5 separate regions of the Homo sapiens genome follow, and all the other regions are linked to region 1. The links are chromatin contacts, found by Hi-C or POLR2A ChIA-PET in ENCODE. All regions are on one chromosome and are shown on one strand. Each heading gives the region's core, a stretch centred on a gene start or an enhancer-like site at or near the end of the contact. The rest is flanking DNA. Distances are from core to core; before and after follow the strand shown.

Evidence for each region. A loop is a pair of places that touch in the nucleus more often than their neighbours do. ChIA-PET counts read pairs that join two places held with the same protein, here RNA polymerase II (POLR2A). Pooled maps may share reads with other maps.
Region 2: a map of B cell shows a loop between it and region 1 (2.8-fold over the local background). The contact joins two enhancer-like sites. A Hi-C loop is called at or near these places in 1 of 168 maps with a recorded cell type or tissue (B cell), 4 of 37 single-sample maps with no recorded cell type and 4 of 50 pooled maps. POLR2A ChIA-PET finds 5 or more read pairs at or near these places in 1 of 52 experiments (OCI-LY7).
Region 3: a map with no recorded cell type shows a loop between it and region 1 (2.4-fold over the local background). The contact joins two enhancer-like sites. A Hi-C loop is called at or near these places in 2 of 37 single-sample maps with no recorded cell type and 2 of 50 pooled maps.
Region 4: a map of B cell shows a loop between it and region 1 (4-fold over the local background). The contact joins the promoter of ZNF608 here to the enhancer-like site in region 1. A Hi-C loop is called at or near these places in 4 of 168 maps with a recorded cell type or tissue (B cell, Calu3, chondrocyte and 1 more), 18 of 37 single-sample maps with no recorded cell type and 9 of 50 pooled maps. POLR2A ChIA-PET finds 5 or more read pairs at or near these places in 2 of 52 experiments (WTC11 and activated B cell).
Region 5: a map of GM12878 shows a loop between it and region 1 (2.7-fold over the local background). The contact joins two enhancer-like sites. A Hi-C loop is called at or near these places in 4 of 168 maps with a recorded cell type or tissue (B cell, Calu3, GM12878 and 1 more), 27 of 37 single-sample maps with no recorded cell type and 10 of 50 pooled maps. POLR2A ChIA-PET finds 5 or more read pairs at or near these places in 2 of 52 experiments (OCI-LY7 and PC-9).

Annotation. Positions count from the first base shown.
Region 1 is chr5:124,053,853-124,059,706 of GRCh38, forward strand. No RefSeq gene overlaps it. Among named protein-coding and RNA genes, the nearest start is that of LINC01170, 380 kb to the right of the region's middle. RefSeq lists an enhancer at 2,860-3,049. Within about 2 kb of position 3,544, at least 10 of the 41 ENCODE cell types and tissues checked have a DNase peak (open chromatin) inside an H3K27ac peak, as active enhancers do; they include B cell and OCI-LY7, where a contact is called at or near this core.
Region 2 is chr5:124,900,161-124,906,014 of GRCh38, forward strand. No RefSeq gene overlaps it. Among named protein-coding and RNA genes, the nearest start is that of ZNF608, 160 kb to the left of the region's middle. Within about 2 kb of position 2,276, at least 9 of the 41 ENCODE cell types and tissues checked have a DNase peak (open chromatin) inside an H3K27ac peak, as active enhancers do; they include B cell and OCI-LY7, where a contact is called at or near this core.
Region 3 is chr5:124,788,007-124,793,860 of GRCh38, forward strand. No RefSeq gene overlaps it. Among named protein-coding and RNA genes, the nearest start is that of ZNF608, 44 kb to the left of the region's middle. Within about 2 kb of position 3,116, at least 3 of the 41 ENCODE cell types and tissues checked have a DNase peak (open chromatin) inside an H3K27ac peak, as active enhancers do.
Region 4 is chr5:124,743,580-124,749,433 of GRCh38, forward strand. It overlaps ZNF608 (zinc finger protein 608), which reads right to left and starts at 3,060. Exons shown (of 10, transcript NM_020747.3): 1 at 2,616-3,060; 2 at 505-1,593. The coding sequence starts at 1,410. RefSeq lists enhancers at 352-431, 492-561, 3,301-4,299, 3,993-4,172, 4,300-5,298 and 2 more and a silencer at 5,178-5,417.
Region 5 is chr5:124,639,019-124,644,872 of GRCh38, forward strand. ZNF608 (zinc finger protein 608) reads right to left here. Exons shown (of 10, transcript NM_020747.3): 6 at 5,226-5,643; 7 at 4,493-4,665; 8 at 2,234-2,387; 9 at 115-196. Among named protein-coding and RNA genes, the nearest start is that of ZNF608, 100 kb to the right of the region's middle. Within about 2 kb of position 2,318, at least 4 of the 41 ENCODE cell types and tissues checked have a DNase peak (open chromatin) inside an H3K27ac peak, as active enhancers do.

The DNA.
Region 1 (5,854 bases), core at 2,294-4,793:
TGAGCCAATTCCTTAAAATAAATCTCTCTTTTTCTTTCTCTCTTTGTATATATATAAATATGTATATGATATCTCCAATATATACATATAATTGAGGGGACATAAATATAAATCAATCTCTCTCCATTAATATATGTATATAATAGGTTCTGTTTCTCTAGAGAACCCTGACTGAGACAAAGAGTAACTGAAAGTCACCCAAGAGAATGTGGAAAAGAGTCAAAGGAAATGTATTTCTCCCTCAATAGGTCATTTCCTAGACAACTTTCCAGAATACGACAAGAAGCACATAACTTCATGATCAAGGTCAGAAAGATGCTTTTTCTGTAAAGTGCCTCATGAGAAATTTTGTATGCTTTATTTTTTTCAAGGTGAAAAAAAGTTTGTGAATGTTTAAAAATAATTCTTTTCAAATTGTCCCAGTGCAGTAATTTTTAGAATGCAAACTCACTCTGAAAAAAAAAAAAGAAACTAAGAAGTGTTCATTTGGATAAGCATGAGAGGATTTTCTTATTCTTACAAAGAATGTAATTGTAGTTAATTAAGTGCAGGAGTAGAGTCTAGAAGGAGAACTGATGGATTCTACTTTGATGCACGCTCCATTTCTCATATCATTCTTTCCTGTATACATAGCATCTAGCCAAAGGATGTAGCATTGTTCAATATAATGTGGAGGGTAACTGAACGATCAGCTTGGCTTCACACTGCAACAGTGCTGATGTTTGCTAAAATGCCCAAACCCAGTGGGATAAATAATTCACAGTTTCCCTGAAAGATATGAGGGAAGGGGTTTGACAGGATGATAAAAGAAGAATGCTGCTCTACTCATCTTCTTTCAAAGGATGGAAAGACTTGTCAACTCTATCCTAGTTCTCAAATAAAGCATGAAATTTACAACCCCAAATTGAGATTCTCATTTTCAGCCACAGCTATTCTTAATTTCTGTTCTACTGATACTATAGGCATAGAGAGATAAGTCAGATGATTTGCAGCTCAAACTATAAAAGAAGTTTTGGAAAGACAATAGAAAAGAAGAAGGTTTGGTAGGTTTGGAAAATTCTTTTTCTTCTAATGCACTATAAAATGTGAAGCAGAAACACAATAGCTTAATGAGTTTCCATCTCTGTACTGTGACAAATCTACAATTTGGCCATTGTAAAAGTAATGATGTGTTTCATTAATTTCATACGTTCTTTTAATAGAGTATTTGGAGGAAAGACATTTTTGCTTTAGAAATTAGAGCAAAGAAAAGCGGATAAAAGCTTCAAGTTGGTGTTCAGTACTTCCTGGAATACATTAATAACATTCATCCGCCTTTTCAAACACACAGACAAATCTCAAAGTGATGCTTTGTCTTCTCAGTCATAATTCTAATAATAATGGAAGATGAGACATCCTTACCTCCTAGTCTCTCCCCACAATCCCCACTCCCTGGCTTGCACATGCACACAAATAATGCACTTTTTACTAGTACATTTGCATCTGGAAGTTCACATTCTATAACCTCCATCAATACATGTGGATACTCCAGGGCACATCCTCTGTGCCATTTCCAAATGCCCTATGGGGCTCACTCTTCAGACACAAGTCACATAATCTATGTAGTTCCACCTGCCTTTTCACAGATATCCTCATAGTGTGCTTTCTTAGGCTGGGATCCCCCAGGATCTGACTCCAGATAAGGATTTTAATACAAGTGCTTTATTTGTGAGGGGATCCAAGTAGCACCAGTAGTGGGATGAGGAAATGAGAGAGGGAAGGTAAAGAAGCCGCTAAACGGTGCCCTACTGAGCCAGTTATCATGGTGGGCAATGGGGGCATAACCCCACTGGGGACTGTTGAGAGCCAGTGTAAAACATATCTCAGAGTTCTCACCACTGGGGTATATATCCACCAACTCCCATGTGCCATTGGCTGCTCTCTGGGGGAATGAAATCCCAGTGCTTCCAGCCTGCACTCTTTGTAAGTCAATGGAAGCTGTTAGGAGGAAAGCCAAAAAGTCTTGCAGTAGGGCCCCATCTGTACGTGTGGGACAAGTGAGAGCTGAGAGGGTGAGAGTGAGCAAATGTGGCTGCTGATGGTGCCATAAGACTCCTTTATACCTCAGTTGTCCAAATGCTACTGTCCACAAACCATATGGCAGGTTTTCAAACCAGTCACAGAAACACATTCATCTGCCACACTTCTTCCTTGCATTCAGAAGCTTGACAGTGATGAGTTTTACTTGACTATGTCTTTAGAAACAACTCTGGGCTTGTTCTGTAACCCTAACAGAGGCAGCTGGAATTTACAAACCCACTGTGAAATGTGATGGGCTCAGTGTGTTTCTTCTCCAGCAGTGTCTTACTTCTCTTAGTGAAATTTCTGTCCCAATCTTGTGAATAGAAAAGCGAGGCTGGGGGTTTGGGGATGGAGTGGGAGGAAGGAAAATCTACATCATAGAGAAGGTTTACATATAGAAAAACACAGCATAGTGGGGTAGATCTCAAAGTCTATTGCAGTTTTCTGAAGGGCAGAAGGTGGGTTTTTTGTTGTTGTCTATCATTTTCCTTAGAATTACCAAGGGTAAATTAAGTGCTGCTCTAGAAGCCCTGTCATGGCCAACAACTCGGCAATGGACTGTTGAGGTCTTGAGGTTTCTGCAGAGGTATTTTCAGTTGGTGGGGCTCCAGCACTTTCTTGTTCCGCAGTTCTAAGCCTATTTGCATGAAGCATTCTTCAGGTTAACTGCTCAACTCTCACCTTCATGAATCTGGCATATGAGCAATTATCTCTCTCCAAGGACCGGCATTTGTTGGTCTGATTTTCTCGTTCATAGAGTGATGAGATTTCTGCTTGACGTCCTAGTGCCCCTGAGCCTGGCAGGACATGAGTGGTACTCCTGGGCAACCACAGCACTGTTCCAGATAAGAGCAGTTCTCACTCTGAGGACCCTCAAGTCTTCCATGAACTCAGGTCCTTAAAGACACAAGAACAAATACCTAAACGGGAACTGCGCCGAGACGTGTGTATGTGTGTACATGTGGGTACCTTATGTGGAAGCACACACATGTACATGTGCGCAGGAGCTGAAGGGAGCATGATAATTCCCTACGATGCCATGAATAAGAGAACAGCTGTTTATCTCAGATATTAAAAGAATGTCAATTGGGTTGAGTTTTCTTTTGGCACAAGAATAAGGAATGCTTAAGTTTCCCACTTGCATTTAATTTATTTTTAGGTTTATTCACCACCATTTGTCAGGTTTCTTGAGCGTGACCTGAAACTGACCTTTAGATAAACGTGAAGGCAAACAGAGCCCTGAAACTCTATCTGTATGTTCTTTTGTCTTGGGAACTGTAAATCGGGGCATTAGGTGAATAACACAGCTTGGCTTTGTGTCATGAAAAGTAATTCGGGCTGTGGTAAGGGCAGGATTTATGAAGCTGTCTGGCTAGACTTGGGCAAAATGCCAGCTTACACCTGCCTTGCAGATATGGATGTGTGCAGTTGTCACCTTGCTGAAGCAGCCAAATTCCTTTCACTGGATAGAGGCATTGCTCTGCCACCAAAGCTGGGAGCGGGTAGGGAGGCACTGGTGGGGGCACCTGCTGTGGAGGAGCGAAACAGTCTTTAGGAAACAGACAGCATAGACTTCCCTTTTTGAACTTCCCTTTTCTAACTCCCAGGCAAAACTCTCTTTAAAAAAAAATGTAATTACTATTTCCAAAACATTGTAAGTAATCTTGTGGGGTTGGCAAGAAAATGAAAGTAAATCAATTTGCAAAGCTTTACAGCTTTTTTTTTTTTTTTTTAATGAGAGATTGTGTCATAGCTAAGGTGGCTATATAATTTATCATCCAAACAGGGACACTTTTCAAAGTGAAAAAGGGAGGGCTGTAATTAATTCAGCCAGGACAACAGGCATAAATTGGGGCTGTCTGAGGCAAACCAGGATGGACGAGGACCCTAGTCATGAAAATTTACACTGCCACACAATGAACCCACCAAAGGACTGTTGTGTTACAAGGATGCTTCTCTAAGAAGTGACAGAAATTACACTGTCTCGTTGATGGTGCTGGACTCCCTCCACAAAGCAGATGGCCAAATTGTCATGATGCCAAATCACACTGCAGAATTTCTGTAGTAAAATCGTCATGCGCCCTTTTTCTCAGTGCCTTCCCCATCTCAGAAAAGTGCAAAAGCTCAGCAAATCCTTGCTTTTCCTGAGAATGGCCATCAGATAATATACAAAGCCTGGTCAGCATCTGATTAATTAGGATAAAGGCACAAGGGAGAATGTACAGTGTATGGGGAATAGCACTGATCTTTTTTATCTCAATGCTAATGAACTTTGACATGAACTTCCCCTTCTCCAGCAAAGTCATTTCTTAGAGTTTTCAGCTTTCTCCCCACTTTCTCATACTTTATAGCTTCACTGGTGTATTCATTTCATATGGATGCCATAACAAATAATAAAAAAATTTGGTGTCTAAAAACGAGAAATTATTTTCTCATAACACTGGGAGCCAGAAGTCTGAAATCAAGACGTCAGCAGGACTATGCTCCCTCCAAAGACTTTAGGGGAGAATTCTTCCTTACCTCTCCCAATTTGTGGTGGCTCCTGGTGTTCTTTGGCTTGTGGCAACATAACTGCAAACTCTGCCCCTCTTTCCACATGGCCTTCTTCTTGGGTCTCTGTGTCCTTTCCTCTTTTATAAGGATACCTGTCATTGAACTTTGTGCCCACCTTATATCTGGGATAATTTCGTCTTGAGATTTTTAAATAACTACATCTGCAAAGATCTTATTTCCAAATAACATTCTGAGATTCTGGTTTGACACAGATTTGGGGGGGAACATTGTTCAACTCACTACAATTAGTAAATGACAAACAAATAAATTTCTAAAAAGTAGTCCTTAAACTCCTGGCGACCCCTAGCCCCCATCCAGGTAATTGACTGCATGTGTTGTGAAACCCAGTGCCTCTACATTGCTTCTCTTGCTGTGCGGTTCACATGACAGTCCAGAGGAGGAGGCTACCCACAGAGAATGTATAACTTGAACTCAGCCTTAATAGAAGCTTAATAGAAGTTTGGATAAATTGTGAGAAGGGAGAGGGCATTTGAGTTGAAATTTTAAATCTCTCTTTTAAGCGTCAGCCATAGTGATAACCAAAATGTCTCTTCCTTCTGTAAGAGCCTAAAATTCAACTCAAGCAGGCTTATGCAAAAATGGGCTAATGTATCAGCGATAGTAACGGAAAAGTCCAAGTCTAGGCCCAAGAATCACTGGATGTTGCTCCTGTAAGAGTGCTTTCAGAAATACACTAGTCTCTTCTTGACTTGGGCTTCCTCTGTTTTGACATAATTCCTTGAGAAATGGTCCCAAGCAGCTCCATACTAACAGGCTCTCACATTAGTAAATCCAACAGAAATTTCATGTTTCTTTCCCAGCAGTTCCAGAAAAAGTGGATGTTAAATGGCTGTGATGGTCACACGTTCTCTCCTGAGTAATCATTCTGTCAGGGGCTACTGTACTCCTCCTTCCAGGTCTGAGTCACCTGCCCTACTTAGAGCCATGGGGTGGAGTCAGCCATACCCAAATCATGTGGACTAAGCATGAGAAGAGTGAGGGAGGATTCACTTATTCTAGGAAAGCCATTGTGATGTTAGAGGGGAAGGAGAAATAAATGTAGGCAAACAAAAATAACGGCTGTCCACTCCCCTCACTCTGACAACTTTTACAACCACTTCAGACACTATCGGGAGAATTTCTATTCAGCTGTAAGAGCTGTGTCTGTCCCCAGATAATCCACAAAAATACAAAATGTCTGCTTTGGCACCACAGGTACCACAGATATGTTTTATTTACG
Region 2 (5,854 bases), core at 1,026-3,525, 850 kb after region 1:
CTGTCTCAAAAATAGATAAATAAAAGATGTCTCAAATATATTAAATAGTGCAAAAATAAACAATACATATTTTTAGAAGTTGATACTTGCAGATATCCCTCATGCAACATATTACCAATCCACATTTTCACGTAGTTTTTTTCCTCTTCTGTGCACACAAAGATAATACTCTCAGTTGTGTGTATTTGTTTTCCAGGGCCACTGTAACAAATTAGCACCAACTGGGCAACTTAAAACAACAGAAATTTATCCTCACAGTTATGGAGGCTAGAAGAATAAAATTAAATAGTTGATAGAGTTCATTCCTTCTGGCGGCCTTGAAGGAGAATCCATCCCATGCCTCTCACCATGCTCCTCGTTTCTGGTGGCTGGGGCCATCTCTGGCATCCCTTGGCCCACCGGCACATCATACCAACCTCCGCCCTAGTCTTCACCTCAACATTTCCTTTGAGTGTGTGTCTTCTCTTCTCTTCTTTTTGAAGGGCACACATCATTTGATTTAGGATCCTGGATTATGGTGATTCCTAAATCAAATAACATTTGTCCTTAATTTAACATTTGCAAAACCCCTTTTTTTCAAATAATGCCACATTCACAGGTTCCAGGACACATAACTTTACATTCGTTTAAATGTATTTTTTATTGTGGTAAGAATACTTCACTCTTAACAGAGTTTTAAGTGCACAATATATTGTTAACTATGGGCATAATGTGCAACAGATCTCTAGAATTCATTCATTTTGTACAACTGAAACTTTATGCCCACTGAAAAGCTGCTTCCCATTTCCCCATCCCCTCCAGGGACATAACTTTTGGAGGGCACCTTTCAACCCACTACAGTACAGTTTAATCAATTTGTGTTGTTTGTCGTGGAATAATGATGATGGATTTTATTTGATTGTTGATACTCTTAAAATGAATGGCTTGGTTAGGACTGTGGTCATTGGCTGGGCAAATTTTGCTCTTTTTGGCATTAACTTACTTTCATGGAATCTATACCTTGGTTGTATTAATTGACTATCCCATGAGATGAGTACTTTGAGTAGATAGGCAAGTTCTCTAGGAAAAATATTACTCATACAGCCTAAGAATGTTAATTTTGGCTCTCCCTCACTGGCAAGGTAACAAGTCAACATCTTTACAGTAACCAGAGTGTGGGACCATTTATAAAGTACACAGATTCTCATAGTGGGAAGGTGAAATTACTTGTAGAGAAAAATACAAAAACATAATTTTTTCCACACACTCATTTGCATTTATAGCAAGGGAAGATTTTCCCCCATCCCTTACCCCCACCACACCACATCAACACACATACACAGACACACATACTTTGACTAAATATCCAAAGTGATTTTTAGCAACTTACAATGTATAGATTTAGTAAACAACAATTACAAACAATGAATTTATTTCCTTCATTTCTTTTTAGTACATTCCAGACTTTGTTTTTAATCTTTAATTATTGCTCCCTTAAGAAAAGTGATCCCACATTTCATTTACATATTGTGCCATTTCTCAGTAAATATAAGGGAATCTTGCCGTACAAGTCTATTGCTTTTCTTTTCATTGGTCTTTCTTAAACCAAGCAACATGAATTCTAATTATTTTATCCACTAAGAAATGAGAAATTTAAATCAATGCCTTTAAACATAGGACTACATGAGGCTTTTAGATCATTAGACGAAACTAAATGCAATACTTAAATAACTGAGTTTACAGATACTGCCAGAATTTTACTGCTACCATTTCTATTCGCTTTTGCTGTTTTTAAAAATAATAATACCAGGGTGTTTGGTGAAGTATAGATGACCCTTAGTGTACCTGAGTCAGTGTCAAATATCCAGTTTTCTCTGGAGCTTCTTGTGTGGTCACCTATAATTGCTATTCAAAGACCCACAGGACAAGCTTCCATGTCCAAAATGTACTCATTCTACAATTTGACCCTTCAAGGTGCTATAAAAACATAAATATATTTCTTTAGAGAAACTCTCTGCTGCAGCATGGTCCTTTGAAACCGTCCAATTTGCTCTGTGATTCCTGCTGAGATATGCATTACATCATGGTCTATTTTTAGCTTGTTACATTAATCAAAACCTATCCCACTTATTAAACAGCTTCCTGCAGCTCAGGCATTTGAAATGCAGAGTGCCAGCAAGCAGCTGCCAAACACCATGAAGGAAAGAGGTGGGCTAGGTTGGAGTAATGTACAAATTGAATTTCAAGTGACTGAGCAGCCTCTTTATCTCTTGGTGACACAACCAGGGGCTGTAGCGGTGTTCTTAAAGGAAATGAAACCCAGAGCCATGGTTCACTCATGGGGTGGTTACCATGGCCCTGCCCAGCAGTCTTTCCGGAACTGCTGATGAGTGTGACCTTTGCAAAAATGCACAAAGCCTTGATTTCTGCATGGTTAACCTTTACAAGCCAGAACCCCTCTGTGAAACCTACCCACACCAGAGGGAAGCTTCAGAATCAAAACAGACACATACACATTTTATGAAAGAGCAACTACAAATACACACATGCACACACATATTCTCAGAGGATGAAGACATTGAACGCATTTTCAATTATTCTCTCAACTGTGTTTTTTCAAGCATTTACATTTGTCTTCCTCTGGAGCAAGAAAGTGCCAGTACTCGGTGCAGTGTCAACCCTGTACTTAAACTCATTTGCTGCACTTCAGAATGGCCTTGATCGGAATTGGTAGTGGGAATGGAAATTACATATTTTCAGGATTTGCTAAGAGTCACCTAGACCATTTGCTCACAGTTAAATAATGACCCAGTGTGCATGGTGAGAAGGAGTGGATATTAAATTAATAGCCTCGATTTCCACCACTGATCAAACCAGGAAAACCATTTTGATTTGATAGTGTATCTCAAACGTGTTCTTTATTCCAAATGTATTGAATGTTCACTGTAAGGGTAGGAAGCTCAGAGCATTATGAAGGTGACTATAGCAATATTCTTTACCTGTTATAATGACAAATTAAACTTTTTTCCCATGGCTTCTTCCTGTTTTTAATAGCATTTTGTTTTCAAGCAAATCTAATTTTTCTCATTATTAATATATTGATTCACATAGCATTCATTATTTAAAAAGCTATTTACACAAGCTAACCTAGTCCTTTTTTAATATCTAGTTCTAGTAATATAGTAGTATATCTTTTATATACTACTCTCATATGATTTGCCTAGCAAGGCTGTGATGTAATTAGAACAGGTTGTTATTATTATTGATGAAAATACTAAAGTCCTAAGAGATTAAAGAGCATGTCAAAGGTCAACACAGCAAATCACTAGTAACCCTGGAAGGCTAACCTCTCTTTTCTGTAATTTCTCTGAATAATGAGGGATATGGCAATAGGGATATGGGGAAACCAGTGATTTCAAAAGACACTTTGATTCACCTTTATAGAGTCTCAATCTACAACTTTCTGTTTACCATACTCGCTTAAAAATCCTTGTCAAAGTGCAGGAAACCCCTGATCTGCAAATACCCAGCTTAGAAATGATCCAGCCATCCAGACATCAGCCTCCTTGCTGTCTTTTTACTGTCAACTGATCAACTGTGGGGAAATGATGTGGGCGGGAGGTGGCGGACAAACTTCAAGAGACACAGTTTAGAAGCCAGTGGAGAAAAAAGTGGGAGAGAGGGTTCACCACAGAAGAATAAAGAAAGAGCAGATAATCTCTAAATACATTCACTTTTTGATTCATTTAGTCATCCACGTGGGGTTAGGCTGTAAAGTTGCCACAAGACAGTGAAATTCACAAACCCCTTTTTAGTTCTGGTGCTTGAGGCACTGTGCTAAGTGCTGGGAATACAGATCCAAGATCTGTCTACAAATAATTCTAAGCGAAGACGGGGTGTGAAGAATTGTATGGGAAAAGTACAAGGCAAATTAGAACACCACGTTTGGAAGGTTTATTTCTGGCTGAGGCAACCAGGGAAGGTTTTGTGTCCAGTGATGGGTCCATGATGGATGAGCTGGGCTCTGTCAAACTTCTAGTATTCAGAAGTCAGGCTAATGTATTATGACCCACTTGATTGCAATTTTAGGCCCAGAAGGTTTTTGTGGGGCATTCTAGGATTCTAGTCGCTTTTATAAAATGTGGTAAATACACAAAGCAATGGACATAGTGAATAACAAATTTATACTAGTTTGTCTGTAGCCTTTTGGTATACCAGGTTTATGCTGTCACTAATTTTTACAACTATTCAACAAAATAGATGTTATAATATCATTTTATAGATGAGGAAACTGAAGCTCAGGAAGACTAAGTCACTAACCTTCACTCGTAAGTGGGAAACTAATGGAGTCATCTTCAAGCAAGCAAAGCGCCAAACAAATGATTCTCAGACAAATCATAATGTGCATAGATCACCCCACCATGCTCGTTTTTTATTTTATTTTATTTGAGACGGACTCTCGCTCTGTCACCCAGGCTGGAGTAAAGTGGCACAATCTCAGCTCACTGCAACCTCCCCCTTGCCGCCCTGGTTCAAGCAATTCTCCTGCCTCAGCCTCATGAGTAGCTCGGATTATAGGCATGCAACCACCACGCCTGGCTAATTTTTGTGTTTTTAGTAGAGACGGAGTTTTGCCATGTTGACCAGGCTGGTCTCGAACTCGTGACCTCAAGTGATCCGCCTGCCTTAGCCTCTCAAAGTGCTGGGATTACAGGCGTGAGCCACTGCAGGTGGCCAACCCTACTGGTTATTTATTTAGGTAGGCACAGTGTGTAGAATCTTCCAGCAGAGGAATATTTTGAGAAGGTGAGTTACTGTCTGTGTATTTGACCCCCTTTTTTTCCCTATGTAATGCAAACCTTTACAAAATACATTTTCTTTTCGATAAGATGACATCCTTTTTATTTTTGCTAAGTATGGTTTTATCCTCCTCCTCTCTGTTTAATGGGAGCAGCTGTCCCAACGACAGGATTTAGCTTAAGTTAAAAATAAGAAGGAAAATGGTGTACGTAAATGTGAGGACTGATCCTCCCTGAATGAGAGGTAATAGTTCTTAGGGAAAAGTAAGCTGTTCTTACCCTTTTTGTTTTGCCTTGCCAATTCTGGCCTGTGTCTTCAGAGGCACCTAAGTCTTCAGTGTATTAATTGTTCAGACTTTTGACTCCAAAAGGAGGTTACTTTTTAAAGGCTGACCAATTGCTTTGGCTATGCTGTCTTAAATGTGGGTCTCTAAGAAATCAGTATGAGCAACTTTCTTTGAGCCTTCAAAGTAAAGTCAAATGCTTGCTCCTCAGCAGGAAAGTGACTTTAATTAATTCTGGACGACCTTTCCATTGAAAAGCAAAACACTGCCCCAAGGCTTTTTAGAAAGGTTAGGTTGTACCTTTTCCCTCTTATTGTTATGAGGCAGATATTAGTGTTCCTCACACAAGTCTTTCTCTCCTGTGTTGTTGTGGATGAGTGCACTTCTTAATAAAGGAAAAACAAAACAAGCAAGTAAAAACCCCTGTTTGGAGCCAATTAACTTCTTGATTCTAACAAGAACTGAACTGGAGTATAAAATCTTCCATCACAATAAAATATGACTAAAGACCTCATCAATACTCATTTAACAAATGCTTTGGACTGAACCATCTTTTTCTAATACTTAGGAATTCCATTATTTCTTATTTCAGTGAACATGTTAGAAAAAATTAAGTGAAATGGGATTAGGTTTGCCATTTGTCATTTACTCAGAGTAGAATTCCCGTCTGACATGTGGGCACTCATACCAGGGGCTTAATGCTTTTAGTAATTATAAGGATCATGTAGAGTATGTTGATTGGTGAGGAAAAAAATCTTTATTAACTGCTCAGAAATAGTTAATTCTTCATTA
Region 3 (5,854 bases), core at 1,866-4,365, 730 kb after region 1:
GTGCTGGGATTACAGGCATGAGCCACCGAGCCTAGCCAAAATAGTTTTGACTTTGGAGGAGACTTGACCTACTGTTCCAGTGATGTCGCTAAGGGGCTGAGTGCTCCTTCCCTCCATTCTGCCTGCCTTGTTTCTGCCTTTCTCTTCAGGTTCCACATGACAGACCTCAACAACTCCAAGCTCATGACTTCTGGTTGCAGAACACCCAAAGCAATTTCTGATTTCACATCCTTACACCACATTAACCATGAGCTCCTTTTGGGAGCTCTCAGGAAGAGTGAGGGAGCTTCTTTTTCCCAAAGTCTCAGCAAACATCTCTTCACATCTCATTGGCTCTGATTGGGTCACACATTCATCCCTGAGCTCTTCACTGTAGCCAGGGAGATGGGTATGCCAATTGGTTTAAGGCAGGGTTAGAGTCTCTTCGGGGCTACATTGTAATCTATATGTAAATGGGTCCCCCTGAAGTTGTGCAAAACACAGTGTGTCCAGCCAATCACAATGGCAACCTAAGAATTTATCTTATCCTTTCCCAAAGAGTAGAGTATTCACTCTTTGAGTGCAAGGATTGTGTCACCATCTTCTCTTTTTTGTTTGTTTGTTTGTTGTTTGTTTTTGAGACAGAGTCTTGCTCTGTCACCCAGGTTGGAGTGCAGTGGCGCGATCTCAGCTCACTGAAACCTCCTCCTCCTGGGTTCAAGCGATTCTCCTGCCTCAGCCTCCCAAGTAGCTGGGATTATAGGCGCACGCCACCATGCCCGGCTAATTTTTGTATTTTTAGTAGAGACGGGGTTTCATCATGTTGGTCAGCCTGGTCTCCAACTCCTGACCTCGTGATCTGCCCTTCTCAGCCTCCCAAAGTGCTGGGATTACAGGCGTGAGCCACCACGCCCAGCCTGTGTCACCAACTTCTATCCACTCATAGCATCTGACACATTATGGCTGCTTGGTGAGTACTTATGAATGAATGAATTATTGTATGAGTTCACAGAAAACTCATTGAAAAGTATAAATCTTCCTTCTGAATTTAACATAAAATTATTATTTTTCCAATGGTTTCTTGCTACTGGATGATTAACAGTTCTTAATTTTCAGTATTAACAAAGATGAGGCAAAGCACGGATGAATATGATTTCAGTCTTCTGCTCTATTAGAAGATCATACTTTCGTACTTCACATTTGTTATATTTAGGTTTAAGTGAAAATTCAGTCATTGCAATTCAAATCTCCATCAGCAGAGACTAAGCTGTTAACCTGGGCCTTCTCTCCACACTCAACTGGGGAAAGACAACACTGACTCAGATGGTTCTTGCGTCAGTAGTAGTTAGACTGTAAACACTAACTTTGTGTGTATTTTTACGATTTAATTTCCTCTTTTTATGGGAGCATAAAATGTATTTTTAAAAATAAGCAAATCTTTAATGAAAGTGTAGGATGGTTGACATGGGAAGTGTATAAATCTGTCACCTACAATATAAGCACATATTTAAATATGCATATTATGAACATTTAAAGCTGCAATGGTTCAAAATAATGTTAGCCTCTTATGTGAAACATTACTCTATAAATATGAGCCCACTAGCATCTTAAATACAGATTGCATTATATATAAGCAACCAATATAAAATATTTTCAATCTAATATTTATTCTCAAATTTTGTCTTTAAGAAATTATTATTCTATGTCTCAAGTTTACTTTGTAAATAGAAAAAAAAAACATAAAAATTCCTCAAGCCTCTAATGTTTTTCTTAATGTAAAAACTATCACAAAAAAATGGGAAATAGTTTTTCTCCCATAAAATATTCCCTGGACTCTCTCTCCTTCTTTTTCTACTTTTTTGCCTGTAATAGTCTTATCTTCCTCTATGACTTAAACAATCAAGAATAAGTTGATGACCCCCAAATCAATGTATCCAGCCCTGTTGTCACTCATGAGTGCCATAACATCCTAACAGAAATCACCATTCCCATGACCTTCCATGCCTTGGTCCATGGCATTATCATCTGCTTATTTGACACAACCAAATCCCTTGGCATCTTCTTAGATTCCTTTTGCTCCACCGTCCACCCTCTGGCTCCCTTCCGGAACTCTATTGACTAGTTCTGTCATATCTGGCTCCACAGTGTTTCTCTCCACTCTATGGGTTTAAGCTGTTATCACGGCTTTTCTGGATGACTTGTACTCTCTTCCACTTTGGAGACAGTGATTCTAGTTTCTTACCAACTAATCTGCCATCCAACCTGCCTTTGCCCCAAATAATCATTTTCCAATACAATCTGATTATTCTAACTTTTCTGCTTCAAATTCTTCACAGTTTTCTCATTCCTTTTAGAATAAAGTACATGTTCAAAGACTTTTGCAATCTGGCTCCAAGATACTGTACAATCTCATCTTCTACCACGCCTTCCAACTCTCCTACACAGTCTTGCTTTCTGCCCCAGCCCCAACAGATTACTCATCAGTCTATGAACACTCACTAAGGCTTTATGTTGTTTCCTATGTCTAGATTGCTTTTCTCATCTTTCTCCCTGTCTGAAGTTAACTTCGGTGTTTTCTGATTTCCCATCACAATCAGCCATTCTCCCTTCTGTACTCACACCAAATCATGTTCCCAGTGCACATGGTATTAGTGGTATTAGTGCTCCTGGTTGGGTTATGCACTTATTGGAGGAGGCAGAGAGAGGGAGGGCTATGTCTCATTCATCTTGGCATGGACAGCTCCTAGCAGGTGCCTGGTGTTTAGTATGTACTAAAAGATGTTTGGTGAATGAGTCTTTATTTTGAATGCTCAGAAAGACCTTAAATTTGACTTATAAGCTTTCAGAAATAGGAAAAAGGCCTACAGATTCATAGCAGTTGTATGACTACATGTGGTAAAAGCGAGCAAGTTATATCCAAGACAGACTGCAGCAAGGTAAACCCATTTAGCTACAGTCCCTTCTCTGTCTTTTAAGACATGTCTAATTTGAGATCCCTTTCACGTGCTCCCCTTCCAAGGTTTAATGTATGTGATTAATCTTGACTTGCCTTAATACTGCTAGGAATGTGGCAATGACCTCAGCTGAACACTGGCAAAGTGATTAATGTTACATGAACTGGATAAGGTGGTTTTTTTTTTCCCCCTCTGCTCTAGCTCCTGAATAAACACATTCATGCAAGATTCGGTTGCAGACCTTTGCTCGATGGAAAATGTACCATGATTTCAAAGAGTAATGTTTCAGATGCAATAAACAACGTTAAAGGAAACACGGTCCTTGTTAAAGAAAATGCTGTTTCAGGCTAAAGTCCCAGTGATCATAAAAGATATATGATGCAATAAACAAAATGAACCATAGGCAGACAGGTCCATTCGATGACTAACCACTGATTGAATTTTCCAACACATTTAGACTTTCTAAGAGATAAACTATTCACAAAAGGTTCGTGTTAAATATAAGGCTGTCATTTCCTTTTTATGTTTCTAGAGGGGTCTGAGAACAGTAGAGGATATTCCTTCTTTTTTTCTTTTTTTTTTTCTATTGGTTGTTTGTGGTTTTGAATTTTTTATGATGTGAGAAGACTGGCAAACAGTTGCTATGATTGTCAAATGCCTTAAATCAAGAAGAGAGAATGCAATAAAACACAGTTTCCATGGTAACACATTGTAACCTAGTACCTCTGGATTATGAGCCAGCTCACATCTATGATCATTACTTGTTGACAGGCATAAATTGAGCCTAAAAGCATTAATTTTAGAGATAAAACTAGAATGTGTAGCTTAGTTTTAATAATGTTTAAATATTTCCAAGGTAGTGGCAGCAAATCAACTCTGGTTGTGTTATTATTTAAATAATGTTAATAAACTAACCACAAATACTTTTTGAAAATGTACAAGCTTTTCTCTAAAAATGGTGTAACATCTGTGTATGCAGTTGGTCCTCCACATTCCTGGGTTCCACATCCATGGATTTAATCAACCTCGGGTTGAAAATGTTGGGGAAAAAAAGACCCACAAAATTGCCAAAAGCAAAAGTTGAATTTGCCACCCGCCGAGCATTGTGTTGAATTCACGTGAATGTGGTGATGTGTAGGCATTGTATTAAGTATTATAAGTGATCTAGAGATAACTTAAAGTATATGAGAGAATGTGTGTAAGTTATATGCAAATACTAGGTTATTCTGTGCAAGGGACAGAGCATGTGCAGATTTTGGTACAATTCCACATAGATACTGAGGGACAACTGTATAGTCTTGAGGCTGCAAGTGGTAGCTGACGTGTTTTTGATGGAGTTTAAATAATCTGAAATCAACAATGATATGGAATGATAGCCAGACATTTTAAGGAAGGAATGTTGTTCAATATGGACAAATTCCTAAACATCTTGATAGTAGAGTAACTCCTAGAACTCTTGTAGGACATTCACACACAATAATTTTTAGTAGACATAAGTTCCTTTTCCTCTTTTTAAGGAGCCTGAGATAAAATGTGGATGATCACATGCTTTTTTTTTTTTTTTTTTTTGAGACGGAGTCTCCCTCTGTCACCCAGGCCAAGAGTGCAGTGGCGCCATCTTGGCTCACTTGCAAGCTCCGCCTCCTGGGTTCACGCCATTCTCCTGCCTCAGCCTCCCGGTAGCTGAGACTACAGGCGCCCGCCACTACGCCCGGCTAATTTTTTGTATTTTTAGTAGAGACGGGGTTTCGCCGTGTTAGCCAGGATGGTCTCGATCTCCTGACTTTGTGATCCGCGCACCTCGGCCTCCCAAAGTGCTGGGATTACAGGTGTGAGCTACCGCGCCCGGCCGATCACATGCTTTTTACACATTCACTTCCATGTCCTCATCAGAAGCACTCACACTACCGTCAAACATTTAAGGTTAAAACAAAGATTACGTTATGTGTAGCAGTTACCCATTAACCAATATAGTTAACAAGACAATTTTTTTTCCAAGGCTGCTTGTGACACTTCTAAATATATCTTTATGACAATCAAGATAATCTTGGCCAGGTGCAGTAACTCATGCCTCTCATCCCAGCACTTTGGGAGGCCAAGGCAGGAGGACTGCTTGAGCCCAGGAGTTCAAGACAAGCTTGGGCAACATGACAAGACCTCATCTCTACAGAAAATAAAAAACAAACAAAAAATAGCCAGCTGTGGTGGTGCACACCTGTGGCCTCAGCTACTCAGAAGACTGAGGCAGGAGGATTGCTTGAGCCTGGGAGATTGAGGCTGCAATGAGCCGTGTTCACATCACTGCACTCCAGCCTATGTGACAGAGCAAGACATTGTCTCAAAAGAAGTAAAAAACAAAACAACAAAAAAAAGAGATAATCTGATATGATATGATATGATATGATTTAATATGATACAATAATAAGAATTGGTCCATTTTCTCAACATCTAGACTTTATGTAAGAGTTCACTTTTTTCCTCTGGCAACTTCTGAGCTCCCTTTCCTTACTAAAGCTTTTACAGTGAGTGTGGGATAAACAAGGAGAGACAGATTGCTCTTCCTCTAAGTGTGCCTTTCACTGCCCTGAGCCTCAGAAAAGCAGAGAGTGACCAGCACACCTCAGTTGCCTTTTCTGTACACTTGGGATTAGACCTATTTCATAAGGTTGTTTTAAGCACTTATTGAGACGGACACTTGTGGAGAACTTAGAACAGTACTTGGTGCATAGTAAGCCCTCCATGAAGGTTAGCCCCTGTAGGGGGTAATGCTTTGTCTAGCATTGCGCTTCCCACTCAGTTGTGCCTAGTAAATGTTTGTTAAATTGAATAAGCCTATTTGCCCAATTGGCTATTACAAGAGTGCTTATTGTAAAACTAATTTTGCAGGAATATGTAACATTTTCAGGAAATCTGATTACATT
Region 4 (5,854 bases), core at 1,810-4,309, 690 kb after region 1:
AATGTAAATTCGAATCCTCGACATTCCTCTCCAGGGAGGGAACTTGAACCTTGCACCTAAGGACACATTACCCGCAATACTAGGATGAATAAATTAAAATAGAAAACTGTTCCCCTTAAGGAAGAAAGCAGGACAAGAGTCAAGAGGGTGCATGAGCAGGTTTTCTATTAAAAGCACACGGCAACCTGCTGACTAGTGAGGAACCGATCTACAGGGCAAAAGGTACTTAGAACACTCAGGCCCTCCCACCTGGGAACCCAAACACTAGCATCACAAGCAGCAGCAGCAGCAGCAGCAGCAGCAAGGACAGCAGAAGCAAGAGCCAAACACTGCACCCAAGTAGGCTCCCCCATATCAAATTTTAATATAAAGGATGCATATCATAGAAATCTCACAAAGAACCAGAAAGCATAAAGTGTAAGGCACACAGAGGCACACCCCCACACACCCACACAAATGCACACAGAGGAGAGTAGGACATCTAGGAAGGCGACTTTATCCTACCTTCTCAGTTTTCAGTTTCTTGATTCGCCTGTGGCTCTCCTCCTCCTCCTCTTCCTTCTTTACCAACATAGAGTTTCCCATGAGCCCTGAATCCGGGGCACTTTTGCTAACTTCCCCTGCAGCGGCGACGCTGCCACTCCCAGTGCCCCCGCAGTGGAAGGGGCTCGCGCCACCTCCATTGCTCTTGGCCCCAAAGCCATAGAGGTGCCCCCCGGAAGGGGCCTGGCTGCCACTGCCATTCTGGTGGCCCTGAAGCAGGTCGTGCTTGTCCTTCCTGGATTTCCCCGCATCCTTATCCCGCTTGGCGCCTCGGCTGCTCTGGCTTTTACCTGGCTTCTCCTCTTTGCTTTTCCCACAGGAGCCTGCCCCCGCGGTGGCGGCAGAGGTGCTGGTGCTGGTACTATTGCTGTTTGGGTTGCCGCTGCCGCCGCTGCTCACACTTTGACCCAGCGCTGAATTCATGCCAGTTGCCTCTCCAGGGCGCCCTTGGACTTCCTGCCTCTTGCCAGTGCTGCTGATCTCGGGAATCCCATACAAGGCAGCAGAAGGCAGAGATTTATTAGCATCCTTAGAAGTTTTACTCCTTTTCACTTTTGATTTGCTGGTCTCTTTGTGTGAATTCCCCTGGGGAGCAGAGGCCTGAACAGAAGCAAATTTTAGGCCATCAGCTAAGGCTGCGGTAGCACCAGCCCCACTGGAGGCCGGACCTCCACAATCCTTGGAGTTGCTGCTACTAGTGGTGGTGGTGGAATTATTCATCTCAAATTTCTGTCTGTCCTTCTCCAAATCAGCGTCCAAATCAATTATTAAATTTCCAACCCCGATTTCCCAATCATCGCCACTGTCATAAGTATCAACTGTATTTGGATCCACACCTTTTCCTGCAGTAGAAATGTTCACTGACATCCTGAAGATGAGCTCTCTAGAATAAAAATCCGATGAACTTTTCTTTGGAGATGAGGGGACATTCGTTTATCTCCGCTGGGCTTTCTCTCAAAGAAAAAAAAAATCTTCTAATCTTCCTCTTCTTTTTCCTGCCCCACGAATGTGTCCAGGGATTTTACACCCTCAGTCCAGGTCCACCTTTTCCTGTGAAGGGGGGGGGAAAAGTCGAATATTTCTTGTCTGGGTGTTACCAGAATAAAAAACGATTAGTATTGGGGAATCAGTAAAGGGGACAGGGAAGGATGGAGAGTAAGGTGGCTCATGTATTGTCCTCACAGTCCAATATCAGGTTTAAAGGAAAATAACCAAACCCGAAAAATAAACCTATGACAGTAAGCATCTTACGGTAGCTAAAAAGAAAATCCCTTTATCAACAACACAAGGATAATCACCTTTTTAAAAGCATTAAATTATCTTAAGGATCTGATTCAAGTCCAGAAAGGTTTTTGTGTTCTTTTTTAAAGTTTAGGATTTCAGTCTGGCACATGTGATATCTCAACCCCAGAAACACAGCCTGAACACTCAGACAAGAAGGAAGAACACAGCTTTAAACATCCCTAAACATGTCCTAGATCTTGCAATTTAGAAGACCAGACCCTGGAAGTTCTGAGGCTAGTTTTCAGAATAGAATGTTGCTAAATTTTCCTTATTTCTAATTTAGGTTTCAGTACTTCTTTTTACAAATTGTCTGGGCAATCTGTTTTTTGTTCCTAGTAAGGAACAGAAAAAACAACCAATAACTGCCCCCAACACACACACATACCTCCCTCCTATCCTCTTTTCCCAAACAGCTTCTACAATTTCTTTTTTGAAATATGCATGTCTTTTAAGAGCATTTCTCTCTAGAAAAGACAGTGTTATATAAAAAGTTAAATACCTGCCTTTTGAGAAAAAAATACATTTAAACAATTCTACCATATTCCTAGGTCAGAGAATTGCTCACTCTCTTAAATACGGTGCTACTGACTGTACAGAAAACTGATTAAGACATACACTTTAAGTGATCTGCGCCAAGGTGGCCTCAATGACCGCAAATGAGTGTGTTTGACAAAGAGCAGTTAAAACGGTTTTTAAAGGGATCAGCCCCTTTTTAACAGTTGATTGTCAAGAAAAAAATAAATAAATATACATACACACACACATACACACACACAGACATTGCTTACCTTTTAATCCTTTATCATTTTTTAATTAGGCCAGCAAATCAAAATGCCTTTCCCACTCCACTCGGCAAACAAGCCTGTGCCTCATTTTACTTAAACACCAAATGATCAAGAAGGAAGAAACCAAATAACACATCTCAGCCAGAATAATCACTCGATAACATTATTCCACCTCCCCACCCCCCTTTTGGCAAACGAATCAGTCCTTTTCTCCTTAAAAAAAATGTGTCACTGTACAGCTGGAAAATAATGTTTCACATTCACAACAGAAGCACCAAAGGTTTTTTTTTCCTCTTAACAAGCATCGAGAATAATAGTTTTTTAAAAAACAGAGAGTTTAGAGAAAAAAGTTTTCCCAACTTCTCATTCCGCCTTCAGTTCCAGACTTCAGAGTCACCGTGATCAGTAATGATCCCATGTAGCAAACCTACAGGCGTCCGCTAGTAACGAGACAGAATGTGCTAACATCGGGATAAATTAGTGAAAGGGAAGAAAGAATAAGAAGAAAGGACTGAAAATCTGGGCTGGATTCCGCCTGTTAGTCGGGAAGTGGCATTTTTCCGCCCGTCCTGACAGATTTGATTTCTTGAACTAACTTAAGAGAAAAGGAGGGGGGGAGTAGAGGGAGGAGGAGGAGAAGAAAGGGTGGGATGAGAAACTGGGCAAGAGGAGAAAAAGAAAGGTGTGGAGGAGGAGACAGCAGATGATTCAGTGAGCTGATAAACCAGTTATAACAGCATTCGCTCGGGGCGGGGGGCGGGGGGCTTGGGGCGGTGGGGTGGGGAAAATAACGGCGTTTAAAATGGGCTCAGTCTTCGAAACCTAAAGGATGTGATGTTTTCCTGTCTTATGTTGTTTTAAGAAAAAGGAACTGAGTTCCTAGTATAGCTCCCGAGGGGAGTGGAATCCTCTGTCGCTCAGGTCAGCCAGTCATGTGGTAATTCGATAATTAGAGTCAAAATAAGGTTTTTGTTTTCTTTTTTTTTTTTTTTAAGGCGACCCTTTTCGGGAGTTTTTCCCTCTTATACTCGCAGCAAACGGTGTGTCTCCCTTTTATTTATTTTTTCTCTCCTCTCCCTTCGCCCAGCCCCTCCTGTGTTTAGTCAGATGGCCCCGGAGCTTGGCTTAGTATTTTTAATTAGCTGGCGTTTGGAAGCTAAAAGCAGTAATGAATTGTTGATGGATTGGAAGTGGAGAGTCGCTTTGCTGGAAATGTCGGGGCTGGGAGAGGGGGATGGGCGAGTTAGTAACAACCAACCATCTAAAAGGAGCGATTTTGTTACAGTGCAAGCCTTTCACATCACGTGAGGATCAAGGGCTCAATTGGTTGTCGTGAGAACAAAAATGGTGACAAGCGTATCAAGAAAATACTGATCTGGTCTTTAAAAAAAAAAAAGCTGAAAGTCTCTCCCCTCCCCCTGCACACACTCCCCCAACCTCCTCCCCCCGCCCCCCCGCAGTGGGCGAAGCTACAAGTTATGAATGTGAAACATTTCTCGGAGATCTAGGATCTCCGAAGTTCGGAAGGAGCGAAATGTAATGAGCACAAGAGCAAAGCAGATGTTTTAAAGAAACACTTTATAAACCTTTCCTCAACTTATCTCCAATTTGTCGGCTTTCCCAAGGGGCCAGGGACGGGGACGCCTGGGGGAGGGAGAAGGGTATCTCCGAGCTACTTGGATTTTAGGGACCCCCACTTCATGTATTAAACAAAGAAAAACCTTTTGCTTGCTCCCCAGCCTGGTCCTGTAATAAATACACCATTGTTACTATTTGTGGGTTTGTTTGGGTTGGGTGGGGCTTTTATTTTTTCTCTTAATGGTATTTTTGTTGCTTGCTTTTTTAAGGAGATGGCGAATGGTAATTATAACCATTACATGTAATGAGTGACTATTCCCTTGTTTAATATTAAATTATCGGGCACTGGGATCTGACAGGAGACAGAAATCGGCTTGTTCTGCCCTTGCCCCCATTTTCCTGGATCGCTTTGGGAGGGGGGTCTGCCCAGCTAGGACAGAAGAGGGAGGGAGTAAGGTGAGCTAGAGAATTGACACTGCAGACCAGGATATGCAACTGTGTCACTTTTATTCTCCTTTGGGTTAGAGCCCAAAAGCTAATTTCCTCTAAGTTACCCCGAGTGCCCAGTCAAGCTTAATTTGTGTGAAGTTACAAATGCTTCACCCTCCACTGAATAAAATTCACCCTTCTTGGGTTGTTGTTCTAAATGCAAAAGCCAAACCCTGTAACTAGTTCCTCATTTCTATGCATAAAACTCGCACATTCCCCTGCATGAAGTCCCCGCTAAGTGCTATATAGAGACACACCACGCAACCGTACTTACGGTCTGTATTGGATCGAGTTGACCTTTTCCTTCTAACTGCATTGAATGTGTTTGGTTGCAGCCGCTTTATTTTGGAAATTATAATCTCTTCAACAAATTTATTATTAAAGAAGATGGACCATCAAATGTCACAGACCGTCCTGTGTATTTTTTATAAAAGCAAAAATTAAAATTTAAAAAAAGCAAAACAAAAATCCCCCTGGTGCACACACACAACAAGCTTGTTCTGCAACACTAAATCAGGACTGAAACACAACACACACACAGGGGGAGTGGAGCAAAAGAAGCTCTCAGCCTCTATACCTGAAAGGGACTTTTCTTTGTTCCCAGTGCCCTTTCGCATCGGGCCAATCAGAGAGCAGCTTTTATGAAACTGGGCTCTCTCATTGGCTAGCTGCTTTCTCTTGGCTACTGTAGGGGGTTGAGATATACACACGTATAAAACACACACTGAGAGCGGGTGGGGGTGCTGTGGGGGGTGGTTGTGGAGACAAAGCGTTTTATTTTCCAACCAGATTGGGGTTGAGGAACCTCCCGCAGTAAGAAGGCAAAAAAATGGTGCGCCCCTTTCAATTACTACATCATTCACATAAAACACTTATTTATTAAAACAAATCTCAAACAGGCTGCGAGGAGAGGATGTCGGTAAATACAAGTTTGATTGTGTTATCTTGGGGGAAATAATGTATGTGATCGCTCGGTGGCAGAGAGAAGCCAAACGAGCCGCTAGCGCGTAGCGAAGAGAAAAGGGAGGCTGGCTGTGTGGAACTGACTGCGAGCATTTTGCCGGCTTCCCTTCCTTGTTCCAAGGACTTCGCAGCCCAACTCCCAAGACTGATTTTCTGTATTGCAGCTTCTGGCTTTCAACCCTCCCCCCACCACTTTGCCCTTCCTGCAGTTT
Region 5 (5,854 bases), core at 1,068-3,567, 580 kb after region 1:
AATGATATAAAACCCAAGGAGTTAAGTTTTTGGTCTAAAAATCCTGTACTTGCTTCCTCCCAACCATTAAGATATTTCTATCTACAACTAATTAAAAATGTAGAGGATATTTACCTTCTTTGTCCAGGAAACATTCCAGATGCAGATGCCTGGGCAGCCACCTGCTGAGAGGCAACAAGGGCAGCAGAGGTCAAGCCTAATGGGGAAAAAATGTAGAGTGTCTGTGATCTTTAGAAGGATAAGAGTAGATACAGGCCCAGTGGAGAAGGGCCGCAGACCTAGTAGCAGCATGGTGTCCTCTCCTAAACACACACATGAACTGTTTCATGCAGCAAGGACACAGTACAAACCATTTGGTCTATCTGCTATCTATCCTTTCTTGAATACTCTGCAGTTTTCTTAATAGCTATTCGAAGGAGATACAGCATTCCATCTCTCCGGCTCTGCATGGTGCTAAATGGTTTGCATGCATTCCCTGAATAGGAAGCTCAGGAGAAATAACAGATACCAGGTAACAACAGGAATCAAAAGTCACAGTGAATTACAGAAGCGGCATGCTATTTGCCTAGAATACAATACTTTCATAATAATTGTTATCACTTTAACATTTTCCCCAGTGACTGAACACAATGCATCCCATAAGATACACAGAATCAGTAAATCAAACTTAGAAATGCTCTTAACTTTCACCCTGCAAGACAAAGGTAGCAGTCAGAGACTGTAATAGCTCCAAATGGCATGATGTTGCCTAACAGAGAATTCTTTTAAATTCTATAGAAGACAGTCCTGGGGAAAAATAGAGTAAACAAATGCAAACCTAGGGAAGATTACTGTCTCCTTCTAGGTCTTTTATTTGGATATATTTTCTTTTCCCAGAGGTAACTTAAGACAGTACAATAACAATAATATTATCTTAAAAGAGACAATTGTTTTCTTCTCATATATACTTTATTTATATATAGATATAATGTGTTAGACTAGAAATAAAACCTCTTTCTCTTCCAAGTTCTTATTACACTCAATACAAATTGTTTAAGAAATAGGAAAGCTCTCTTTTAACACTACTAGATGACATCAACTAAAAAGACCTGAATAAATAAAAATGACCCCTTCACATTTGTATATCACTTCCCAGTTTTGGAAACACCTTCAAACATATTATCTTACTTTCTATTCACACAGTAGCATAAGAGGCAACTTGGCAAGTGCAATAGACTAAATTATGTCTCCTCAAAATATGTTGAAGCTCTAATCCACAATGTGATTAGATTTGGAGATGGGGCTTATAAGGAGGTAATTAAGGTTAAATCAGGTCATATGGGTGGGACCCTAATAGGGCATGATTAGTGTCCTTATAAGAAAGCACACGAGGGCTCCCCCCTGCCCCTTCCCCACCCACCAGCTCATGCACAAAGAAGAGGTCATATGAGCGCACAGCAAGACAGCAGCTGCACACAAGCCAGGAAGAGAGGCCTGAGCAGACGCTGGCTGTACTGGCACCCTGATCTTGAACTTCCAGCCTCCAGAACTGTGAGAAAATAAATTCCTGTTGTTTAAAGCCATGCAATCTGTGGTATTCTAGCAAGTTGTAAAGATGGTGCCACCACCCACCTACTATGAGATGACAAAGATGGGACAAATAATACATGCTCAACTAATGAACTACAAGGTGAAGATTCCCTCATATCAATCCTATGGCTTAAAACATGTTTCTCTTTCTCAATTCTCCCATTTAGTGAAGTCGCAGCAGTGAAGGGCTGTGAAGAACCCTCGAATGAGGTTATAAAAGTGTTAAACCTGATCACATTACTCCCATGATTTCCATGGGAAAAGAGCAACTTAAAAGGCATGCAGAAATCAGAACAAGTAATTTCACCAAAGCTTCCCACCATCCCTCCCTTTTTCTACAATTTTCCTGAAGTAGATATCTGATCTTCTGATTGTTATATTCAGTGCCCCAGACACTGGCCACCGCCCTCAGTCTGTGAGATAACAGTAAGCTGCCGATAACATCAACTGGTGACAATTATTAAGTGGTAGCCATTTCATGTCTCAATAGAATACAAAGATGTGGGAATAGCCTTAGCTGTGTCACTAGAAAATAAGTGTTAAAAACCCTCCTGAGAGCTAATGTGAACTCAAAGCTCAATATTTTTAAGATGTGAAATGCAATTTTAGCAACTGTTTTCCAAAGCAGAATGGACAAAGACACAGTAATGATAGAGCTGCTGACCTTGAAAAGGGTCATATTGACCCGGGATTAGCGGGTAACCCATGCCAACGTGGGTGTGGTGGTGCGTGTGCAGGTGCCGCTGGCCGAAGGGGGAGTGGCGATCCCTTTCCCTTTCTGCCTCCCGTTCCCGCTCAGCTGTAGCCTTTTCCACAGGCTGCAACAGAAAAGAGAAATTTTCCCCCTTCATGCTCTGAAAATCAACTTTTAAGAGTACTAAACCACCTTTGTCCCTTCGACAATATTGTGTTAATGATTAAAAAGTAAATATAAAGATACAATTCTTTAGTAACTAAAGAGAATTTCAAAAAACATGCATTAGTTTCAGTTGGAATTAAGCCAACACAAAAGAACTACTCCACCCAAAGTAAACCAAGTGACACCAATGTTTTCCTGAAATGACGGAAATAAGAGGATTTCTCTCTATATTCATTCATAATTGCAGGTTAAGAATTTACCCAATTGCTTCCCATAAACAACTTTTACAAAATAAGTAGTTTTGGAGATATCTTTAAGGTCAAGTTTTCTAATTACACTTGTATTTTGTGGAGAGAACATATCTCACAGTTTTAAACGTGTCTGTATACATTTTGTTCTACTGAAAAAACATGCTCTAAAGTTATATGCCAATATAAAGCACAAGAAATCACTGTCCTACACCCACATTTTGAATCTCTCAATTTTTGAACTCTCAAAGAGAAGGCCCCATCCTCCCAAACCATAGTTTGGGGTAAGGATGGTTCATTTCCTATGACTTTCTACCTTTACAGCCTAACCACCCTTTAACTAAAGTTATACTTCTCACTTAAAAGAAATCCTTGTACTAAGAAGGAGGACTCAGAAAAAGATTCAGAAATCCCCTTTTCTGGTTTCTCTATAGAGTTTCTGGTAGACTCACACACATTGCAGATACTATTATTTTAATTTACTTTAAACTCTTTCCTAGCCAAGCACCATCCTATTTTTGTTTAGTCTCTCTTCACAACAGTCTCTAGGACTAGAGCAGTCACCTTTTTTGGGGAAGAGCCATCTTTCACAGACATTGTATTACTTCAGCAGAGTTAAAGGGACATGACAAAGAGTCAAGGCCAGAAAACAGCAGACACAGCTCTCACTCCTAAGCCACATGACTTACTCTTGCAAATGAGCCTCACACTGTACAAGGCTCAAATTTGTGCCTTATTACATGTCACGGGCACTCAGCTTTGCTCGTGATGAACCCCCAACCATGAACACTGATGATGTGAATATGAAGGGTCAATACAAGTAGCAGAAACCTCAAATCTCTCCAGAAGTCAAGTTAACAACAAAGATAAGTGATGCAGATTAGGGAGCTTCTATTTATATCCATGCACATTGATGGGGAGCAGCACATCTGCCTAGATGGGGCTACTAGTTCCCATCAGTTACTGCCATGTCATTTTGAACCAGATTTTCTATTGTCTTTTTTTTTTTTTTTTTTTTTTTTGAGACAGAGCCTTGCTCTGTCGCCCACGCTAGAGTGCAGTGGCACAATCTCTGCTCACTGCAACCTCTGCCTCTCGGGCTCAAGCAAATCTCCTGCCTCAGCCTTCTGAGTAACTTGGATTACAGGTGCCCACTACCACTAGGCTACTTTTTGTATTTTTAGTAGAGACGGAGTTTCACCATATTGGCCAGGCTGGTCTCGAATTCCTGACCTCAGGTGATCTGCCCGCCTCGGCCTCCCAAAGTGCTGGGATTACAGGCAGTGGCTCACTCCCGGCCCAGATTTTCTATTGTCTTAAGAGAAAGAGGTGATCTGAACTTGCATGTAAAATGTCTGATTTTTAAAAGGTATCCTGCAAGAAAACATTTTTTGAAAAGCTTGATTTGCCCAAAAAGTCAACAGTTTGTAGCCTCTGAACTACTTACTTACCAAAATTATATAAAATATACTCCTCTGTTACCTAATTCCTCAATGTCTTATCAAACATATTTTGCACCAAAAGTTGGTTCCTATGAATTTAAATTTCCACCTAACAACCATCCTCCTGGGTAAGCAAGGTATACTAGATTTTGCAACAGAAAAGCTTGCTACTGCCATACGTGCTTTAACAATTTTCTCTCATGTGTGAAAGCGTCTTACTTTTGAACGCTCCATTCTTTACGTATTAGGATAAAACAGCATCCTGAAATCACAGCTGGGTTCCGAAACCATTTATATTTCAAGACTGTTCTCTAGCTTGTTCCCCTTTCTCCCCAAATCACAGTACTTTTAAATAACAACAAAAGGAGGCTTACAGCAGGAGACTTGCTGCGGTATTGGTTAGCATGCTGCTGGAGCAAATCCAGTGCTTTAGATTCAGTGGTTGTTTTCGTGTTGACGCTAGGGCTGGTATTGACTTTCTCTGTCTCTTCTCTCCCTGACATCTTCCCATAAACAGGATAATGAAATCCTGGAGAGAGATATGCCCCTGCAGATAAACAACAAATGCCACATCAAGTTACAGGCTATATCTTTAAAAAAAATCATTTGGGTTACATGAATTTGGGATAAGAGTCAAAGAGATCTTAAAATAGGGGGTTACATTAAGAATGGGCTACATCATCATTAAACTGTGTCTAGCTTCTCCAATTTTCTTCTCCCAGTTAATTCATCCTGATGAAGGGAGGTTATAAACAGAATTGAGCTTATAGCCATTTCATACATTTACGTGTCCGCTTAAGTGAAAGGAATAGTAACTATAATGATTATGACAGTAAGTGCTTAGAATATTTTTATAGGCAATAAAGTATCTGTCAGCCTAACAGCTATAGCAGACCATCAGAGACTATGGAAACTATGGCTGAGGATTCTTGACATTTCATTAAAAAAACTTATATTAAATCAGTTTTATCTTTGGGACTTTAAACAGCATAAAAACAAGGAAAACAAATGTCACTCTTGAAGCTTCTAATTTATCTTGAGTTTTTAACAGCTAATATTTGAACATCGCCTCTTTCCTCCAATATAGTCAGAACCGACAACACGTACCAGGATAACTGTGCATTAGGACGGGAGAAACAGCCCGGTATGCAGGATGGCTGGGGTCGTACATCTGTGGGTAAGGATAAGCATGCAAGTACTGTATGTATGACTGATGCTGACTCATGGGTGAGGAGACAGCCACTCTTGTTCCCCGAGAGTCCTTCCAGTTCACAGGAGTCTTTCGATCATCATTTTTCAGCTTGCTCTCCTCCATTGATTGAGAATCAGGATGCTTGGCCTCTTTGGGCTCCTCTTTAATGCTTGTTAACGATACAGGAAGGCTGGGCACACCACTCTCTTTATTAGGAGTTTTCCTCGGACTATCCTCTTTTAATTTCTTCTCTCTATCAAGTTCTTCTGACTTTTGCTGATCCAGATATTTGGGCTGGTATACATAATGATGCCATGTTCTTGAATCTGGGTCCTGATTTTTTTGTTTTAAAGAAAAAAAACCCAACAGATTTGTTTTAAAATTTCAATTTTAAAGAAAACTTGTTAATAATCATGACAGCACTAGCACTCTTAATTTTAATGCTAAGTTGACATTTATTTCTGTGCTAGACACTGTGCTAATTGCTTTACCTCCTTCTCTTACAAAGTAATAATGTCCCAGGTAGGCATTATTACTGATCCCC